Linked DNA regions of Homo sapiens: region 2 is linked to region 1. The links are chromatin loops, found by intact Hi-C in ENCODE. Cell type or tissue: PC-3. All regions are shown on one strand.

What was found. Hi-C counts contacts between places; a loop is a spot of excess contacts. Peaks named below come from ENCODE experiments on the same cell type or tissue, not always from the same donor. Only the 100,000 strongest peaks of a DNase experiment are listed, where the experiment ranks them.
Region 2: it touches region 1 in a loop (10-fold over the local background); 2 of 110 quality-filtered maps call a loop at or near these places.

What each region holds. Positions count from the first base shown.
Region 1 is chr9:23,578,020-23,586,019 of GRCh38, forward strand. All of the region lies in intron 11 of LOC101929563 (a long non-coding RNA gene), which reads right to left. Among named protein-coding and RNA genes, the nearest start is that of ELAVL2, 240 kb to the right of the region's middle. In PC-3, no CTCF peak of the experiment used is centred here; DNase peaks (open chromatin) are centred at 4,122 and 5,012; H3K4me3 peaks cover 758 bases; H3K27ac peaks cover 5,779 bases.
Region 2 is chr9:23,697,982-23,705,981 of GRCh38, forward strand. ELAVL2 (ELAV like RNA binding protein 2) reads right to left here. Exons shown (of 7, transcript NM_004432.5): 4 at 6,937-7,090; 5 at 3,398-3,623. Among named protein-coding and RNA genes, the nearest start is that of ELAVL2, 120 kb to the right of the region's middle. In PC-3, a CTCF peak has its summit at 4,794; a DNase peak (open chromatin) is centred at 410; H3K4me3 peaks cover 544 bases; H3K27ac peaks cover 3,179 bases.

The DNA of each region.
Region 1 (8,000 bases):
GAGTCAGCAGACTTGAATTCTGGTCCCCAAACCCCTATTTACCTTTGAAAGAAGAGAAAACCTACCGCCAATGTTTTCCCTTCCCCACCTCCCCTCTCCTCCAAAAGCTAGTTTCTGCCTCCACCTTTCTGATGAATCTACTTAAGTGAAGCTCATCAGTGACTCTGTCCTGCCACAGTTGCCATCCCATGGGTGCTTTCAATTTTAATGTAGGTTCCTTTTCTTCCCTGTTTCCCATGAACTGAGCTTTCCTGCTTTTCATCCACTGAACCGCTTCCTGGCCCTAATGGTGGTAATGCAGGGCCCATCACTTAATCATCTTTGTATGTCAAGTAAGAGTATAATGATTATCAAATAGATAATTGAATAAAATGCTTTTGTCACTAAGCTTTGATATCTTCATCTTTTCAAATTAAAGGTTTGGACTTCAAAATCTAAAATATATGATTGTGTGCTCTTCTTACAGTGGTTTTATGAATTTAAGAATCAAGTATCATCCACTTAGGGAAAAGAGTCCCTCAATAGAAGATTCTTGAGTTTATCACATAAAAAGGATGTGACAATATAGTCTTCTCTCAAGGTCCCAGAAGCAATACATCAGCCTTTTTAGGTTGATACCAAAGCTTTGGATATGTAACACTGACTGCTTCATACATAGATAGGTATTAATGCACAGATACATAATACATAGACATACTGAATACAATGGCTTTAATGCTGCCATTATCTCATTCTCTTTAGAATATCATCTAACTTACTGAGTTGTATATTGTAATAAAAGCCAGCTTCAATTTGAGTAAATAGAACTGTTCTTTTTAGCAGTATGTGCTTAAGAAGCTAATTATAATTATACAGATCTATTTATATAAACACATTAAAAATGGTTCTGCTGTTTCTATGTCAATTCATTTGTCATGACTTGGTACATAATTCCTTAGACTCATTCTTTTTAGAGTATAAAAATAATGCTTCCTAATTACAATAAAATTAGAATAAAGTCAAAAAAGTAGAAAGAAGATTTTCTTGATCACACAAATTCCTAACATTCAGTGGCATTAGATGAACATTTGGTGTATTTCCTTTTGGGTATTTTTTTTTCTATTTAAAGATTATATTTTGCTGAGTTTATTTTTAAAGACATAGTTTATATATAGTTCTTGAAAAGAATATATGTATCATTTCCCTGAAAATATTAATACATGATCATCAAGATATTTGGGGATAAATTGCCACTTCAAAAATGCATCTTACAAAGAGCATTCACATGGTTTTAAATAGAAATTTCTAAATATCTTATTCACAGTTTACAGTGGTAATGCACCTTTTAGATAAATAGAGCTAAATAAAGTACCCAGAAAATTAATGCAATTTAACATTCTCCTCAAACACTGCCCCTACCTCTTCCCTCTCAACAGTTAAATCACCAGGTACAGATGCCACCAAAATCTTAACACAACAACCCTAGGAAGCACATGATGAAAACAGCATTCAGGTGCCAATTAACACAGGCCTCACTTCCTGAAACAGCTGTCCTCCAGTCATTCTAATGTATCATCCCATAGTCCTACTTCCTAGGAAAAGAAGTGAAAAGAAGGAACTGAATATTTATGCTGTTGTCTGACTGCTTTTAGACCTTAGCTGAAACTGAGATTTCTCTGAAGGAAGTACTCTTGTCTCATTCATCTTTGTGTACAGTGACTAGGATCCCACAAAGCACAAGGCACAAGTTTTATTAGTATTTGTTGACTACTGAATAAGGCCAAGGGCAAATGGTCAACTAGGAGTAATTTCAACTGCAAGTGGCAGAAAACTCAAAGGCAGTGATATAAGCAAACATATAGGTGTCTTTTTCTTATCTAGCTAGATGTCCAGAAGAAAGCAGGTGTTGATGTTTGTTCTATGGCTCAGCAATGTCAGGGGTGATATCTCTAAAATTCTCTCAGCCTTCCCCTTTTGCCTCAAGATGGCCGCATTAGCTTCGGTCACAAATCCATTTTCAAGGCAAGAGTACGCCTTGATGAGCCCCCAGTAGACTTCCAGTTAAATCTCATTAGCAGTGTTATATGACTTCCTCTTGCTGCAAAAGAGTCTGGGAAAGTGCTTGTATTTCCTGGAGCTTGTGTCTGGAGTTGGGCATAGAATCTGGATTCTGTTAGCAACAAAAAAGGGAGAAATGGGTACTGGATAGTCAATTAACAGTGTCTGCCTCAAGAAATGTTGTTCTCCATCTTTTTAAAGTGAAAATAAAAAGTAGAAATTGAAAACAGCTAATAAAACAATCAAGAAAAGAACATACATTCCATGCAAACTTCCATAGGTATGACCACTCACTGACAGCTGCTACGGATAATAGTGACTTGGTGAGTTGGAAGTTGTGGCTGGTTCAACAGCAAGGCTAATCAAGTAACTTGAGAATGCGTGTATCTTGAGTGATGCACTCAACTACATACTATGTCTGGGTCTCTTGTCCTTAAAAGGGGACCTAATACAGGATAGAAACAAACAAATTTGATTTGTCAAAGCTAGATGAATTATGAATGTCTTCCTTTGGTTTTAATGCAGTCCAATATTTTAAAAAATATTTTATGGAATTTGTAGAGGTGGAATTGGAAGAGACTCTATTTAGACTATACTCTTCATCATATCATGCAGCCTCTGCTTAAAATTTCCAGCAACAAGGTCTCTACTCTGTAAAGTAGCCAATTCAACATTTAAATTTCTCTAATGATCAGAAAAGTCTTTCATAATTTGAACTGGATTTTACTTCTCAGTGTTATGCATCTACTGTTTCTAACACTGATTTTTAGAGTGAGCAGAATAAGTTTGTGTCTCCTTGCATATGACAGCCCTTTAAATAAATCAACAAAGTTGAGATCCCTGTTCTTGTAGAGAAACAATTTGGGCCTTGAACTCTTCCTTAGTTGGCGCAACTTCCGTAGTCCCTTTGTCCACCCCTCATTCCAGATAGTTGCCCTTCTCTGGTTACTCTGAAGTAGTGAATGTTACTTATTTTATAGCTCTTGCAATAACACAATAACACAATATGCCTATAACCAACCGCCAAGGGTGATTGTAGATGTCTACAACTACCCTTGGTGTCGACACTCACCATTTCGATTTTGGTCCACGTCTCTGGGCCTAAGAAGATTATTTGACATCCTTACTCATCAAATATGCAAGTTCTCCCCCTGAACGTATTTGCCAAACAAGCCCTCCATGATGTCATCCAAATCGTTAGAATAAAAAAATTCAACAAGGCAGAGACAATATGCTAAAAGAGCTTTCCTTTCTGGTTATCAAGCCATTTATAAATATTGGGGTGAAACTGTTGTTCAATTGTCTGTTAAAGTACCACAAAAGATAACTCTCCATATTTTTCCATTTCATGCAGAGTTCTCAGGATTTTCCTTTCTGTCTCTCCACCAGGTAATTTAGAGCCTCCATAAATGATTTATTTGCCATGCTCTCCACCACATTTTAAACAGTACACCACAGATGTCTGGCACTCCTTTAAAACTCAGGTGGAAAAATGAGGGTGGGTGTTAACATTTATGTAATTTATGTACAGTTACTAAATAAACACTGCACTAGGAGATTTATATACATTATTTCCTTCGGTCCTCCTAACCACTTTTTAAGGTCTTACAATACCCCCCAGCTTTTTAAAGAGAGATTACTAAAAAGTTTACTGTAGTTCAGAAACTTGCTTTAGAACTATGTTATTTTTCTGGACACCAAATACACGTTGTTTTCCAAACAAATTCTCTAAATCTTTGACATCAACTGGGTGTCCGACAATTTAATTCAATTCCAACAACTATTGAGAAATAAAAACAAAATCCTAAGACCCAAGGAGACACCAGAGAAATCTTAAAAACTGAGTTCCTGGCCATGACAGGACAAGTGGTGAGACATGCCTCAGTATGCTCCTTTCTTATTAACCTTTAACCAGAATTCTTTCCTAAGGAGTAAACAGAAACCAGCTTTGGAAAAGAAGAAACAGACAACTCATTTCATTAATCACCTTTAACCAACCATCTGAGGCCATGTCTGCACTTCCCCTCCCTCTTTGCTGTTTCTACATGACAACTCACCAGTTTCACAATGCATCCTTCCTGAAAACTAACCACCCTCTCCAGGCTGGTTTTGGCCAACTCATGGAGGATGCACAGTGAGGGTTCTCGTGTCCCTCTGCTTCACCTTTTGACATCAGCGAGCTCAAAACTCCACCCTTGGACCATGCTAACAACACCCTTTATTTTCGAACATGTGACTCATGAAGAGCCATGAAGCTCAGTTGTGCATGCATATGTTTCTCCTTTCAAATATTCCTTATATAGCTATTAAATATGTATACTTAGCCAACCTGTTCAGCATAAATTCCTGTATTATGCTTCCTTCCCTCAAAGTGCTTGCTCTCGGTGGCCAAAGGCCATGGTTCCTAGCCTGTGGAATGGCCAGTTTATTTCTCTTTTATGAGAAATAGTTTTCCTGTCCAAATTTATGAAACTCATCATTCTTCAGATGTCAATACCCAGAGTTGACACAGATCGTACAGCTCAAGGGCTCAATCCCACAAGACTTCTCCCACTTCAGATGCCAACTGCAAGTGGGGTGCTCAGGCTACCCACACTTCTGCCCAGCTGACTACAAATTCAGGGGTTCCCACGACCCTCTCCTCAAGTTTATAATTCCTTAGAAAAACTCATAGATCTCAGGAAAACACTACACTTAAAGGATAGCCAAATGGAAGAGACACTAGAACAAGATATGGAAGGGGTAGAGGGGTAGTCCAGAGCTTCCATGCCCTCTCCAGGTGCACCACCTTCCTAGAATATCAACATGTTCACCAATTAAGAAGCTCACCAAACACTGTCGCTTAGGAGTTTTTATGAAGGCTTCGCTATATAGGCACGGTTGACTAAATCATTGGTCACTGGTGACTAAATTCAATCTCCAGCCCCTCTTTCCTCTCTGGAAATCAAGGGGTGGGGCTGACAGTTCTAACATTCTAGTCACATGACTCTCTAAAGCCTCTGCCCATGGTTTAGTCATCTCATTAGTACACAAAAGACAGTGAAGTCCAAGGGTTTTAGAAATCTGTGCCAGGAACCAGGGGCAAAGACCAAGTTTATATTTTTTATTACACCACAAGATCCCATGGTTAGTAATGGTAGAGCTGTATTTCTAACTCAGGTCGGCTTATGGTTGAATTTCATATTCTCCTCTTATGACAGATTTCCTACTGATGAATCAAATTTTATAGAACGAAAGCTATATTAGTACAAGATATTTTGAGATGCGCTCCAAGTAGAAATATCCTGTGTCAAAGTCACATCAATCTGAAAACTGGTAATCAAGAAAATTAGTCTTGAGAAATGTGTTTTCCTTATTCTGAATAATCATGATCAGCTCTTTAATTGTTATATTTACCCTTCATACGCTAAAGCAAGTCAAATAGGTAAGACCTTCGTTCTCCATCACTTACGTATTACTAACTGTAGGTTAAGGATCCAACTAATATTTTACAGTAACTTTCACACTTATCCTTTGCCCACTGATTCACTCACATACTCTCACGCTCAGGGGTTTATGTAACTATACTCATCTAGAAAGCAAAAAGAAATAGGTTTATCACACACAGAAAGAATTTTAAAACAATGAATAATGTTGTAGGAAAACAGAGGATTATAGCTTGAGTGACTTGTGTACCAAACAGTACAGCATGCTCTGTGTGGGTCTGTTCCTGTCACCTGCAAAACTGTGTGGAAAATATTCTTGGAACAGAAAGTAGAGCCTTTTTGTGTCATCCTACTCCATTTTTTAACAGCTTAATAGAAATGACTGAACATATAATTCATTTGAGTAACAAAAATTAGTTATAAATTTCCATTTCAGGCTGGGCGTGGTGGCTTACACTTGTAATCCGAGCACTTTGGAAGTCTGAGGCAGGTGGATCACCTGAGGTCAGGAGTTCAGGACCAGCCTGGCCAACATGGTGAAACCCCATCTCCACTAAAGATACAAAAAAAAAAAAAAATTAGCTGGGCATGGTGGCGGGCACCTGTAATCCCAGCTACTTGGGAGGCTGATGCAGGAGAATCGCTTGAACCCAGGAGGCAGAGGTTGCAGTCGGCCGGGATTGCACCACTGCACTCTAGCCTGGGCAACAAGAGCGAAACTCCATCTCCAAAAAAAAAAAAAAAAAAAAAAAATTAATTTCAAAATTTTCAGCAACAAAAGAATCTATACCATTTATTGAGCTCCTTTGATGCCAATTGCTAATAACATTAGGCACCTTTAAAATATCTAATCCTTGCAACCAGCTCCACAACACAGATGTCATATCCCCATTTTACACAAAACTAAACTGAGACTCAAAGGTTGAGAGGCAAACCATGTGGAACATACATTGTTCTTATGACATCTTGCTATACTAAACTCTCCATCCTCATATCCCTGAGAAGTCTTCAAGAACCATGCAGATATATTTTCTTAAAAAGATGATAGGGAAAGAAGGGAAAGCAAGGGAAAATTTTTTAAAAAGGGAAAAGGGAAGAAAAGGAAGGGAAGGGAATGGAGGGTAAGGCCAGATGACACAAAGCAAAACAACACAACTACTCTACACCAGAGCATCTGGAGAAACAATAGCTAAAATTCTGTATGTTTCTCACCACAAGCCAGAGATTATATTGACATCGTGTCACCACTCCAATGTGTTTCCAAATATCTTGGTCATTCAGTCAATATATTCAATGAGAACTTCTCTGCACTCAGAATGTTGTAATAGGTGCTGTGGGGAAAATACACACGCAATAAAAGATAAGTTGCCACCCTTATGGCACTCACAATTGAGCTAGGTCAAGAATATAAATTCATGAAATAGCAGGAGACTTTCATGGTAACACCTTAAGGACAGATATCTCTAGCACCAGCTATGAAGCCAGAAAGTGGAAGTGCACGAGTTGGGCAGGCTCTTCCATAAGCCAGACTTCTCAATCTGGATTTGAAAAGAACCAAAGAATAGGACGTGACTTTGCCACCAAGAATTAAAACTGAAGGTTCTTTATTGTGCATGCTGCGTGTCAACAGACAGCCCATGGTAGACTCTACTTCAAGACCATTATGAGAAATAAGCAGTTCCTCCTCTGGACTCTCAGCAAGGTAGTTGATCTTGGTCCCAAACACTTTACCCTACCAGGATGCACACTTCAAACCTTGAAACTCTTGGTGATAATGAAACAAACTAAGATTCTAAGCCTGTTCCTCTGCAAATAGTTCTTTGTCAAGATTCTATGCCAAACAGTGGAATAGTGTCTACTTCTGTTTTAGTAACACAGTAACAGGCACCTGGGCAAAAATGATCACGAAAATAAAGTCACACTCCATCATCATAAGTGATTTATGGATATTCCATTTTCTGAGGCTGCCGTGTCTATTTCTAAAACCAAGGTGCCAGACAGGACGAAGATACTCGAACAACAAATGGCTGAACTGAAGCCTTCACATAAGCCTCAAGAATTTGGCAAGGTTTATGTTGATATTTAAAACCCCAATATCAGAACAGTTGTATAAAGACATAAAAGGACATGTTTTTGTTCAGGTGTCTGTGACTGATGGAGTGATTTCAGTGATTTTGAGACAGTGTTTTGAAAAGCACATCCTGACACACATCTTGAGGAGGATTAGCAATCCCCTGTATTTCTTGATGTCCCACACAGGCACAGTATACAGTTCTCACTGACTGGATGACTGGGTGCTATATTCCAATACTCCCTTAGAGAAGGTGTCCAAAAAGTGACACAATGTAAACTTTGTGTTTACATATTTCCATATAAGTCCATTTTAAAATTTCAATGATTTTTTTCTGAACGAGCATCTGTAGGTCCACGTAGTTCCATAAAAGGAGAGATTTCTGTTTCCTAATACTCTGTGCTAAATCCCTGTTGGCTCCATGTATACTTAAATAATCTGGAGTTTATTCATTATAAAAGACTTAG
Region 2 (8,000 bases), 120 kb after region 1:
AAGAAAGAGGAAAAGTATTCAAGGGGATTGATACCGGTTTCTTCCAAAAGGAAATTGTGATAATGCAACCAGTACGTCATGCCTTAAAGGCAACTCAAGTGCTCATTTAAAAGGCTTTTTAAAAAATGCATAAAGGCTCATAGAAGCAGGCACACAGGTCATTACACTAGATCATATTCAATAAAATTATAGCTGTTTCACAGAAAAGAACATGAAAAAATTTGGCTTAAAGTTTAATTCTGATATCATGTCCCAAGAATATACTTAAGGGGCTTGAATTACACCATCCATCCAAATAAATAAGGCTTGTCCTATTTTGAAAACTGCAGTCAATTAAATAAGCGTATTAGACCAGCAGTGCTCATATTACAACAATTCTCTGATTATTCATAGATTGACTAAGCCATAAACCTCACAAACCCACCTTTAAACTTAACCCTTATTACATGGATTTTTAAGCTTTTTGACCATAAAAGATATGGCTCATACTTTATGATTATTAAAAGTATTCTTGACCATAATACATATAACTTATATTGCTCAATCTCTCTCAACTCCCAAGGTACTATGAGAACATAAAAATACAGTGAGAAATTTTCTACATGTCTGCTGAAAGGTGACAAAAACTCAAGGCAAGAGCATTAAAACACAAATATCAGGGACAAAATATATCTGTGTGATGATTTAGACTCGAACTACAGAAAACAGCAAAATACCAACAAAACAAGCAAGCCCTTAATTCAAGTTTCTTTATCAGGTGAAAGAAGAAGGGGGAGTGGGGCGGAAATCAAGATAATGACAACCAGGTTCAATATACTGTATTAAAGAAAAGCATCAAACATCAGGTTAAACCTGAAATCTGATTTCTTCCAACACACCCAATCTAGATCAAACACTATCTCTGAGCACACTAACTCGTTCATATTTTATTATCTGGACAGGGATCATGGGAGGAATGAGAAATGGGGTGAATGGGACAACAGTTAAAAATCTGAAGAGAGAATAACAATTTCTCCCATTTTCTGAAACCAAGTTTCCCTTACAACTGACAATCTCTTATTCTCTTCTTCCAAAATGTCTTTCTATAGGAGTGAAGGAAAAAGAATTTTCAAGTTAATGATAACATATGGTACTAAAAGATAAAAACACAGAATGGGCCAGAAAAAGATAATTAAATTTGACCATAAGAACATCCTGTAAAGCTTTACTCAACCAAAAATAAAAAGCACAGAGCCTGCAGGGATGGAGGCTAGGTAAACCTAAGGGCTGACACCCATCAACAACCTAGCACCTGAGTCACCTACAAGCCTTGCCATTTCAATAATCAGGCACTCTCCCAAATCCTGTCTTCTCAATCTTCCTAAGAATTCAATCTTGATTCCAAGAACTTTGTTTTACTTAATAACTATCAAACAAAATCATTGCTTCAATCTGGAAAAAAAAAGTAGCTAATATAGCTTTCCACTAACAGCAAACATTTTATAACTTCACAATGTTAAAAATCAACCAATACATTATGAAGAACTTTGTTCTATCTAAACTCGAGATCATTTTCAAGGCCCCAAAGAGCTCTGAAATTAACTGGACAAGCTGCCTAGGAAATACCTGTAAAATTCCTTCAGGCTTGTTCATCCTACGTTTGCAATTTAAAAAAGTATATTTATACATATATTATTCACTTAAGATGTCACAGAGGAAACCTATGTGCAGAGCTGAAAAAGGGCTTTCTTTGTGAGACTTCTTTCTCCACAAAGGCAAGCATCAGGCAGCCCCACGCATCTCCCACACTAGTCTGATCACCACTACCATGGGAAGTCAAAGGTGGCAAAGGTTTTTTTTTTTTTTTTTTTTTTTTTTTTTTTTTTTTTTTTAATACCAATGCCTTTTCCTCACAGCAGAGCATGAAGTACAAGGCTCAATGCTTTTGACAGTACCACCTCTTCTCCCACGGCAAAGGCCAACTTAAGTTGAAATTTAATGTGGCATTCATAACAAATTTCCTTCTCATATCTCAAGCAACATAATTTAGTATTTTTTTAAAAGGAGCTATTTTTAACTGATTTTATCTCCACTCTCTTCAGCACTGCAAATATTCCAATGAAAAAAATAAATGCATAGATTTAAGCTAGAAAACATAACTCCTGATCTTATTAGGTTATATTTGTGATTATATTTTTGGTAATTAACTATTCTGTCCCATGAATGAAATAAATAAAATTGATATGCACTTGGAAATAATTTTTAAAAATCAGTGTGGGGTTAGATAGCATTCTGGGTATAGTGTACCATATGGCCAAAAAGGATATTTAAAAATGTCCTGGAAAATAAAAACTGCATGACTTGCTTATGAAACCAAAAACTCTCTGCTCTGCTTAACTTCTTAAAGTCACTGTTCTTCTCACATGCAGATTAGAGATTTTTTGAATGACTCCTGGTTTGTTATCCCAGGATCAGAATAAAACTTAAACAGTTAGCATATGTACACCTGTCAGTGAGATAGAGTGTCTTCTTTGGGCTAAAGCCACGGTCATTCTATGAACTACAGAGAGGTCAGTAAATTACAACCGACAGGCCAAATGGAGACTGCCTCCCACCTGTTGCTGTATGGGCTATAAGCTAAGAATGGCTTTTACATTTTTAACAGGTTGTTTAAAAACAAAAACAAGACAGATGCAACAGTGACCATAACCCATAAAGTTAAATATTTACTATCTGGTACTGTACAGAGAAAGTCTGCCAACCTGTTTGTAAACAATTTTGAAAAGGAAGAGAGGAACTCATTTGTAGAAACTTCACGTAGTCACATAGGTTATATACCCTTAATGGTGCACATACTATAAAGTGAAGTAACAGAAACAGCTTGACCTAAAAATTGACACATGAGAATAAAATCCTTTAAGAAAAAAAAAAAAGGAAATCTGAAGCCCTGGAAACAATTCAGATAACCCCAGAAAGCTACAGATTAGAATTTCTCAACCACAGCATTATTGGTGCTTTGGACCAGGTAACTTCTGGTTGCTGGGGCTATGCTGTACACTGTAGGAGCTTAGCAGCATCCCCGACCTCTAGCATTACATGCTAGTAGCACCCCCACAGGTTGTGCCAACATGAATACCTCTAGACATTGCCAAATGTTCCCTGGGAGGCAAAAATCACCCTTGGTTAAGAATCACTGCTGTAGGTTACTGTCCTTTGGTCCCCACCTTCAATATTAGCAAAAGACACTATTCCTCAAGTAGATTCTCTCTGTGCCCATGGAGATGAAAAATTAATAGTAATAAAACCAACAACACTGACAAAAGCAAACCAGAGATCCTGTCAATAAAAGTACTGGACAGTAAACCTGAGTATTCTCTTTCAGTTTAGTAGCTGGGCACAAGAACCAAACCAGACTTACCTAAAACGCTGTGCCTGCTGAGCTAGCGGTCCTGGATACCTTCTGTTTGGAGACTGGTACAGCTGGGAAAGGATGGCCTGATTGGTTTTTTGGCTTGGGTTATTAGCAAACTTTACAGTGATTGGCTCCGTGGCACCGGGAGGTTTCTGGCCATTTAGGCCTTTGATAGCTTCTTCTGCCTCAATTCGCTTGTCAAATCGAATAAACCCTACACCCCTTGATATGCCTATGGTAGATTTGAGTAAAGATTTGGAAAAGAGGGAACAGAAGGAGAAGGGAAGGAGAGAAGAAAGGACACATTAATTTTTCCTTCTCAAGAACATGTTTTCACCTACATATAACATTTCCCACAAAATCACACCAGGAGGAAACTTTCCCCTTTACTTACTAGCCATTCAGTTTAGAATCACAATTTTGCATTTTTAGAAAAATTCGTGTCACTTACATAATCTGAGTACCCATTATCACATGCATTCCAATCAGCTAAGACAAGAAAACACAAGCATGTCCATGTTTTCTCTCTCTCCCACCTCCCTCCCGTACACTCTTTTAATGTCAATAGTGTACCGGAGTTCCATTTTTCAATTTGTGCTATTGGATAAGCAGCTCAGAAATGAGGGACACAGTAGTTCCTGTCCTTGAAACAAGGAGAACAGAAAGAAGAATTTGCTAAAAATGCTACAAAGCTATGCTAAAAATACATACACTGTGGTAGAAAGACATTTCGGTTGAAATTTTAAATAATATATTCAGCTTAATAATATTGCATAGGATATAGGTCCTTTAGGAAAAAAATGCCTGAAAATGCTCTTCCAGTTCTCTGAAGCTCTCTTGTGCTTCTGACTAGCTATATTTTATTACAGAAAAATATTATATGGAGAAAAAGAAAAGACGTAGATTTTAAAAATAAATAAATTTCTAGAAGTAAAGCATCAAAGCTTTCTGACCTCAGCAGCATCACTCCTGACTACAGAAGATCACTCCCTGCCCCACATTCTCCCCAGTGTGAAAGACACAAATGGGAAAGGATAGCCAAGAACCTTTCCAGGTTATGAAAAATTGTAGAGGGAAACCCAGCTTATTCCATTTAATTAGCGTGAACAGGCTAGTGGGGTGACCACAGCTGGTCATCATGAGATAAGCAGTGGCAGGGAAATTTTTTTTGGCAAGTAAATGAGCACTGGACCATCATACTTGGAGGAGCTTAAAAAAAAAAAAAGAAAGAAGGTCTACTTGCTTTAAAATTAATACTGTGTAAGGTCAATGACTAAGAATTTTCTAATGTAGACAAAGCATTTTTTCCACATATGCGTATCTAAGACAGCCCCTATCACTTTACCTTTTCTATTTAAAGAGCATGCATTGCACATTATTACCACCTGATGGCTGAATAAGAAAATTGCAGGGTTTCATTTTTCATTTCAGGTAAATTGAGTAAGTTCACTTTGAAAGCCTTAAGTATGAAGAATAAATAGTGAAATGATAGCAAATCCTTTCACTTATCTACTAGCGCCTATTAAGAATTAATAACCTCTAGAATTTAGCTGTTCCATTAGAAAAGCATCAGATTAGCAAAAAAAAAAAAAAAAAAAAAAAAAAAAAACAGCCTCTACACAGCTAGAGTCACCTAAATCGGTGGTCCTCCTACTTAAGCATACCTAAGAACAACCTGTGGCTCACCCTCAGAGATTTATTCAGTAGGTTCTGAATGAAGCCCAATAATTTGCATTTTTAGCAGGGTTCCAGAAGACTGCTGATACTGCAGGTGCGGGACATACTTGAGAACCGCTGACTAAAACAAGCTAGGTCCACCTGTGATGGACTAGCAGGTAAAAGATGAGACGCACTTTGTGTCATAGGTGAAACCTACTCTCAATTCACAAGATCTCAGAATGAATGAATTAGAAAGCACAAATGAAATAAAAAATATTTTTGTTGCTTTGAACAAATTCATCTTTATTTCTAGGCCTGGATTTCTATTTAACACCATTATTAGTCTATGTGATAACAACACAGGGTGGCAATGTATAAGTATTATGAATTAACTAACACAATTAAGGAGGCTGTATTTTATATACTCTCACTTGACTAAATAGTCTCATGACAGCAAAATCTGTAGGCTATTCTCCCAGGCATGCATGTAGTGCTAGCTCTCTCTACTCAGAACTCTAAAGGTGGTGCTTCCTATGAAGCCAATTAACAACACAGAGGCAGGTAATATGGGCTCCTCTGATTAGATTCAGATCAACTAAATGGATCTTCACTTGATGAATGAAAAATCTGGCTCAATTTTCTTCTGAAGTCACTGCTTTAAAAGAATTAGACATTGTAATATACAACATGCCTCCAAGGTATTATTATTATACGGGTGGCGGGGAGAGAAACAAACAGTGAGGAGAAAAGCTACCTTAAAAAAACAAACAAAAACAACCTCACAAATCTTCATGTGGCTGCTTCAGTCTATGGTACTACAGCTAATATTTCCTCCTCACAATGTTTCTCTATTTTTTAACTGTTTCCTAAAGAACAAGTATTGCTTTCATTTTATTTTTTACTTATTTTTTGAAATGGAGTTTTGCTCTTGTTGCCCATTGCCCAGGCTGGAGTGCAATGGCATGATCTCAGCTCACCGTGACCTCCGCCTCTGGGGTTCAAGTGATTCTCCTGCCTCAGCCTCCTGAGTACCTGGGATTACAGGCATGCGCCATCACACCCAGCTAATTTTGTATTTTTAGTAGAGATGGGGCTTCTCTATGTTGGTCACGCTGGTCTTGAACTCCCAGCCTCAGGTGATCCGCCCTCCTTGGCCTCCCAAAGTGCTTGGATTATAGGCATGAGCCACTGTGCCTGGCCAAGTATTGCTTTTATAATAGAAAATTGTATCTGTATTTTATTTTTAAAATTCATAATCAAATCTATATTGCTATAGCTTTGTTAACTAAGATTTGGCAGAACAACTCCCTTACATTCAAGAGTTTTAATGAACATTTTAGTCTTCCCATTTCAGTTGGGCTAACAGTGATATTAGGAATAAAATAAATTTTTAACATTCAAAATTTCAAACTCTTACATATGCCCATACAGCACAGCATGAACCTGGAAAACAGCCTGAACAGCAATTACCAGTGTGGATGTAGTGTAATCCTCCCTTGGAGAACTAGCTGCATACCGCTGCATTAAACTTCGCTTTTTGACAAAAGAAAGGTTGTTTATTAGTACTCTATAAGCAGGATGGGGGCTTTTATCACACAGTGGCTTGGAAATGAAGATTATAGCATCTATAAATTTATTACAAGCCATGAAACAGGCTTCAATCCTGCACCTTCAGGGTGGAAATGACTCAAGCACGCTCACTATACTCCACAATCTATTTTTATCCATGCATATTTATGAACAATTCCAGCAGAAAATTGCATTTTCTGGCCCACATATACCTTTGATATGTTCTAGAAGCAAGACTGCTACATGGAAAGACAGAATATTTCACAATCTGCTAGTCAGAGACAGGGAAAGACTGTCCGGAGTGGCTGTCTACTTACCAGTGACCTGGTCGACAAGAATACGAGAAGTAATAATGCGTCCATATTGTGAAAAAAGCTGTTCCAACTCCTTCTGGGTCATTGTTTTTGGAAGTCCGCTGACATATAAATTTGCATCTCTGATAGAAGCTGAACTTGGGCGAGCATAGGAAACCTGGAAAAGGAAAATAAAATTAAATGTATATGCATGCTCACTCACCCACCTCCCTTTAGAAACTCAAAAACTGCCTCGGTAACTTTCCCATGAACAGCATAGAACACTGAAGTTCAAGCAAGTCAGGTGCTAACTGCTTTATTCATTTCCAGGAAAATTCTAGACAAATGGGTAGTAGTATTCCCATTCCCTCTCCCCTAGGTGGACAGGGAAGAGTATCTGTAATATGCTGGACTAGCCTACTGCAAGGGACAGAAATTTCACAATATATCCCATCCTCCAGATTATTACTAAAAATGGTCAATGGGTCTGGGATCAATTTGCGGAGGTATAGTGATTCAACAACTGCCTGCTCATTTTATCATTTGTACCCACCTTTAGTCCAGTTTTAATTCACTAAAATTTAAAGTTCTTAAAACAGACCAGTGGTGCATACAGCACAGTACTGTTCACAATAATAGGCTGTCTTCTGTGGGGCCAATCCCCTAGAGCAGTGGTCCCCAACCTTTTTGGTACCAGGGACTGGTTTTGTGGAAGACAATTTTTCCATGGACCATGGTGGGGGATGCATTAGATTCTCATAAAAACTGCACAATCTAGATTCCTTGCATGTGCAGTTCAAAATAGGGTTTGTGCCCTGATGAGAATCTAATGCTGCAGCTAATCGGACAGGAGGTGGAGCTTGGGCAATAATGCTGGCTCACCTGCTGCTCACCTCTGGCTGTGTGCACTGGTTCCTAACAGGCCACGGACTGGTATGGGTCCATGGCCAGGGGTTGGGAACACCTGCTCTAGAATAGGGATTTAGGCCCAATCATTCTAAGCTTAAAGATTCCAAATTCATGGAACATTTTTGTTTTCTAGCCTCTCACATCTGTGTGGGTGGTAGTGCTACATTTCTAAAAAAAAA